Regions from separate parts of the Homo sapiens genome. Here region 2 is linked to region 1. Evidence: chromatin loops called from intact Hi-C (ENCODE). Cell type or tissue: psoas muscle. All regions are shown on one strand. Each heading gives the region's core, and the rest is flanking DNA. Links, peaks and the distances in the headings are about the cores only.

Region 1 (3,865 bases), core at 588-3,087:
CTGGAACAGAAATATGAAGGCTGGACTTCCAGAAGCCATCTGGTTAACACAAGGAAAAGGCCCCCACCCTGGGGATGGCAGAGGAAATAGCAAAAAGAGGCTATGTTCCTGTTTTTGGATTTTAGAGACAGACTCTTGTGCTGTCACTCTTGCGCTCTCACTGCAGCCTCTAACTCCTGGGGTCAAGCGATCATCCCAGCTCAGCCTCCTGGGAGCTAGAATGACAGGTGTGTGCCCAACATAATAATAAAATAATAAATTTTTTTTAAACAATAAAATTTTAAAATTTTTTTATTTTTGTAGAAATGGAGTCTCGGTATGTTGCCCAGGATGGTTTCAAACTCCCAACCTCAAGCAATCCTCCCACCTTGGCCTCTCAAGGGGCTGGAATTACAGGTATAAGCCACCACACCTGGCCTCAACTCCTGTATCTCCAGAACTAGTGACTGAATACAACTCTTAAATTATATAGTATCTGATTTCATGAACAAATTCAGCAGAGACTAATGCACACAAAATAATTAGAAAACATTGCCCATTTGGGTGAACTGGCTCATGCCTGTAATCCCAGTGCTTTGGGAGGCCGAGGCAGGAGGACTGCTTGAGGCCAGGAGTTTGAGATCAGCCCAGGTAACATTGTGAGACTCCCGTAGTACCAAAAAAAAAAAAAAAAAAGGAAACACTTCCGTATAGTATGTAGTGTAAGAGAAAGTATAGGTAGACAGAGTAAGAGCTTTAGAATCCATCACTCCTGCAGTTCACTCCTCAGCTTAGCAATTTAGAGTGTGTGATTTTGGGCAAATTATATAACATTTCTAAACTTCTGTTTCCCTTTTCATGAAATGAAGATGATAATAATTACCTTGTGTAATTGTAATAAGGAGTAGACATAATGTGCCTGGCACTCAAAATATGCTTAATAAATGATAATAGTAATTTATAAGCTATACAAACTCACAGAAATAAGAAATTGATGTGGATCAAAAGCCTTAGAGAATAAGTAGGATTTTACTATTCAGGATGGGTAAAGGGGAAAGGTATTCCACATGGATAAAAGGAAAGGTAAGTACAACGTGGGTAGAGACATAAAGATTGGCTGAATATAACGTATTTGATAACTACAAGGAAATTAACATAACTGGTATTGAAGAGTTGAGGAAAACGGGATGGCATATAAATAGGGTGAGATCAGGATGGCACAGATGGGGTGGGATCAGGCTGAAAGCCAAAGAGAAGATACACGACTTGATATGGAAGAGCAAGGAGAATTCATAAATTTTGTACAAAAGGAAGGATCAGGACAGACTTAATAAAAGCTCATTACCCTAAGGTCTTCAGTTATCCTAAGTGATTTTCTTTTGGAACAAGTGACAAGGAAATGACTCTGAGTGCCAAATGGAAGGTGAGTGTCTAATCCAAAAAGGTAGCCATTAATTTAATGGAAAGATTTTCTAATGGCAAACATTAATCTAGTTGTTAGAAAGGTACTACAGGGTAGCTTGAGTCCACACAAGCTTTCTTCCTGTGGTTTCTCTATAAAATGAAGAATTATGGCAAAGTTGTTTTTCACTTAAAAAAAAGTAATCAAGCCAATCAGACAAAATATGTTTCTCCATACAAACCATGAAACACCAGCTGAAATTCACTGTTTTGTTTCTCATGGTATCTTTTTCTTCTCTATCTCATTTAAAAAATTCTCTTAGTGGCTGGGCATGGTGGCTCATGCCTGTAATCCCAGCACTTTGCGAGGCCAAGGCGGGCGGATCACTTGAGGTCAGGAGTTCAAGACCAGCCTGGCTAACATGGTGAAACCTTGTTTCTACTAAAAATACAAAAAATTAGCCAGGCATGGCGGTGTGCGCCTGTAATCCCAGCTACTCAGGAGGCTGAGGCAAGAGAATTGTTTGAACCTGGGAGGCGGAGGTTGCAGTGAGCTGAGATCGCACCATTGCACTCCAGCTTGGGCAACAAGAGTGAAACTCCATCTCAAAATAAATAAATAAATAAATAAATAAATAAATAATAAATAAATTCTCTTAGTAATGCCATTTGTTTCCAGAAAATACTTCAGGATTTTCTCGAGGTAAAGATTAAGAGGTCATTAACCCACCCTTTCATGTGGTTTCACAGAATCATCACATTGTACAATAGAGTTCATTATTGCTTTTCCTACATACCAGAATAGAAACTGGCAAGCTAAACCAGCTTCTTGTGACCTGTAGTTTCTAGACAGAGCCCATCCATGAGTTCTAGTCAGAGAATTCTTCTCTTCCTTCTCATAATCTGATATAGAATGTGTAGTAGGAACTATAAGCAAGTGAGTATAAAGTTTAGCTGAGGAAACGCATCCGTGAGATGTCATGGAAAAGGTATGAACTTGGAGTTGAGGAGACTTGACCTTCAGTGCTGACTCTAGAAGTAAACTGGGAAACGTTGAGCAAATCAGATTTTCTCAACTTCATTCTACTCTCCTGTAAAATAAGGATAAACACTTCCTACTTCAACAAGTCCTTCCTTGAGACGTCTGCATAAAATAATGTATGAGAGTGTTCTCTAAAGTTTAAAAAACTGTAGAAGTGTGATATTTTCTATAGACACTTGGAGTGCCTACCCACCCTGTTCCCTTCTTTGGGGAGTGTCCCTATCACACATTCCAAAGGACAGACCCAGGAAGCACATCTGAAATAATCATAGCAACATAACTAAAAGAAAAGAGCTGGCCGGACGCGGTGGTTCACGCCTGTAATCCCAGCACTTTGGGAGGCCGAGGCGGGCGGATCATGAGGTCACAAGCTCGAGACCAGCCTGGCCAACATGGTGAAACCCCATCTCTACTGAAAATACAAAAAATTATCCGGGTGTGGTAGCGCACGCCTGTAGTCCCAGCTACTCAGGAGGCTGAGGCAGAAGAATCACTTGAACCCGGGAGGTAGAAGTTGCAGTGAGCCGAGATTGTGCCACTGTACTCCAGCCTGGGTGACAGAGACTCTCTCTCAAAAAAAAGAAAAGAAAAGAGTGACAGTTTGGGATGATGAAAAAGTTATTGGGATGGATAGTGTGATGGTCGCACAACAACATGTATGTATTTAATGTCACTGAATTGTACACGTGAAAGTAGTGTACCTTGACTAAGGTGGGAAGATTGCTTGAGTCCAGGAGTTTGAGACCAGCCTGGGCAAAATAGTGAAACCCCATCCCTACAAAAAAAGTTTAAAACTTACCCAGGAATAGCGGTACACATCTGTAGTCCTAGCTGCTTGAGAGGCTAAGGTGGGAGAGTCACTTGAGCCCAGGAGTTTGAGGCTGCAGTGAACTATGATAAAGCCACTGCACTCCAGCCTGGGCAACACAGTGAAAGTCCCCGTGCAGGCCAAAGTTATAAGGGAGCAGGGAACAAGGTATGGGCAGCAAAAGTCTGAAGGAAATAAGAGACCAGAGAAGGGTGAGGGGGATTGTCTGACAACTTTCCAATTTCTATGTGTCTTGCACATTGTATCTTCGTGACTGCCCTATGTGCTTATTAACATAACTGCTTTCACTTAGGCTACTCCAATGAGCTTTGCAATTTGCAACCAAGTGAGTTCTAATTATTCTACAAAGTATTTCAAGAGTAAAGAAGAGCTGTGTATGCAAAAATATCTGGAGCATTGCTCTTTATAATAATGAAACTTTGGAAAGAACTGAGTTGCCCAATAACTAGGGAATAATAAATTGTACTATGTCCATTCAATGGACTATTATGTAATCATTACAGTACATGGACATAAAAACTGTGCATAACTAGAGTAATTACAGTAGTCTTAAAAAATAAATACATGCTTATAAGGATTGAGAAAAGCTGGGTGTGGTGGCTCATGCCTATAAT
Region 2 (2,500 bases), core at 1-2,500, 850 kb before region 1:
GCTAAAGAGGAAGTGCCAGATTAGCGGAGAAAGAACAAGGGAGCACACACAAGAAAGGGTTTTTGCAGCCAAAATATGACTGCATTGAAGTTTGTTACCGTAAATGCCAATGGTAATAGGACGCTGTTAGCTCAAGAAAAGGAGAGTCTTACAAACCATCAAAGCACTCAAGGTCAATGTAATCCTCTGGGAAATTAGGCTGGGAAGGCTTAAAAATATAGACATATAGAGGGAGAAGGTCTGCTGACATATTTATGACTAGTTGAATCTTAAGCACGTATGAATTGCTTACTCACAAATGAGTACCATAACATTTGCTGACCGGGATTGGCAAGATACCTTACCAAATGACTATGTTAGTAAATACAGTCATGCATTACTTAACGAAGGGGATACATTCTGAGAAATGTCCTTAGGTGATTTCGTCACGGTGCAAACATTATGGTGTACAATTACACACACAGTACAGACTGCTACAAACCTAGGCTACATAGAGTATGGCATACTGCTCCCAAGCTACAAACCTGTACAGCATGTTACAGTACTGAATACTGTAGGCAACTGTAATACAATGGCAAGTATTTGTGAATCTAAGCACTTATCATGAATGGAGCTTGTAAAACTGGAAGTTGCTCTGGGTGAGTCAGTGAGTGAGTGGTGGGTATTGTACACTACTGTAGACTTTATAAACACTGTACACTTAAACTACACTAAATTTATTTAAAAATTCTTCAATCATAAATTAACCTTTTGATTTATGAACTTTTTATTTTAACTTTTTGACTCTTGTAATAACACTTAGCTTCAAACATGTACAGCTGCACAAAAATATTTTTTATATCTTTATAAGCTTTTTTCTATTTTTAGTTTTTTTAATTTACTTTTTAAACTTCTTTGTTAAAAACTGAGATACAAGGCCAGGCGCAGTGGCTCACACCTGTAATCCCAGCACTTTGGGAGGCCGAGGCCGGCGGATCATGAGGTCAGGAGATTGAGACCATCCTGGCTAACACGGTGAAACCCCGTCTCTACTAAAAATACAAAAAAATTAGCCAGGTGTGGTGGCGGACGCCTGTAGTCCCAGCTACTCGGGAGGCTGAGGCAGGAGAATGGCATGAACCCGGGAGGCGGAGCTTGCAGTGAGCCGAGATAGCGCCACTGCACTCTGGCCTGAGCAAAAGAGCGAGACTCCGTCTCAAAAAAAAAAAAAAAAAAAATACTGAGATACAAACAGACACTAGCCTAGGCCTACACAGGATTAGGATCATCAGTATCGCTGTCTTCCACCCCCACATCTTGTCCCACTGGAAGATCTTCAAGGACGATAGTACACATGGAGCTGTCATCTCCTTTAACAGTGCCTTCTTCCGGAATTCCTCCTGAGGGATCTGCCTGAGGCTGTTTACAGTTAACTTTTTGTTTTTAATAAGTAGAAGGAGTACAATCTAAAATAACAATCAAAAGTATAGTACAGCAAGTACATAAGCCACTAACACTTGTTTATTATTATCAAGTATTATGTACTATACATAATTGTATGTGCTATACTTTTATGCGACTGGCAGCACAGTACTTTTGTTTATACCAGCATCACCACAAATGTGAGTAATGCATTGCACTCACAATGTTACGATGGCCATGACATCACTAGGTGATAGGAATTTTTCAGCTCCATTAGTATCTTTTGGGACTACCGTTTTAAATGTGGCCTGTTGTTGACTGGAATGTCATTATGCTGTGTGTTACTGAACTGAATTCTTATCTAATAATGCTTAAGAGAAAGGCCCCTCTTTAAAATTAGATGGGACGTTACTTACACTTTGAAAAAGGACAGTATCTTGACATCCTGAAATAAAGATAATTCAGAGAATATTCAATTTGAAGGAAAGCAGTTTTAAATGTCAATCTTCATGGACTTGTGCTCCCAATTGTAAATCCAAACACACACAAAACAACAGAACTACCTACACAAAGCCATAGATTAATGCTTAAGCTCTGCCCAACCGTACGGGCATACGGACCTTGCATCAGAAATAGGTCCAGGACAGACCTTATCCTATGGCAGGTGCTCCTTACCTACTGCAATCCTTGGGCATTAGAAAAAAATTAGTCTAGTTATCATTTGGGCCTATTTTAACACAATTCCCTGAAAGGCTTCTTTTGGGTCTACATGCATTAAAATCACTTAAAAGGGACTGAAACTCCCTAATGGCATAACCTAGGTAGTTTACCAAGAGTCAGTCTAATCAGACTAAAACTAATATTCAGACAAAATGACAGTTTAGGACTTATTTTTCATTCCAGAGTTCACTGGAATTGACTTTAACTGATCGATTTCAAACAGATCAATTCCAAATTGGCCAATGTTGATTGTATTGGTCAGCTTGGCTGCAGCAATAACTCCAAAATCTCAGTGGCTTGCCTTTCAAGAGCAAATGATTATTTCTCACTCATGTCTATCAGCAGAGTTGGTCTGCTGCAGTGGCCCTGTCTCCAGGTC

The links. Hi-C counts contacts between places; a loop is a spot of excess contacts. Peaks named below come from ENCODE experiments on the same cell type or tissue, not always from the same donor. Only the 100,000 strongest peaks of a DNase experiment are listed, where the experiment ranks them.
Region 2: a loop joins it to region 1, with 4 times the contacts of the local background. A loop is called at or near these places in 1 of 110 quality-filtered maps.

The regions. Positions count from the first base shown.
Region 1 is chr1:65,033,069-65,036,933 of GRCh38, forward strand. It overlaps a transcript of JAK1 not described here. Among named protein-coding and RNA genes, the nearest start is that of MIR3671, 23 kb to the right of the region's middle. In psoas muscle, for the core only: no CTCF peak of the experiment used is centred there; no DNase peak of the experiment used is centred there.
Region 2 is chr1:64,183,800-64,186,299 of GRCh38, forward strand. No RefSeq gene overlaps it. Among named protein-coding and RNA genes, the nearest start is that of UBE2U, 19 kb to the right of the region's middle. In psoas muscle, for the core only: no CTCF peak of the experiment used is centred there; no DNase peak of the experiment used is centred there; H3K4me3 peaks cover 463 bases; H3K27ac peaks cover 704 bases.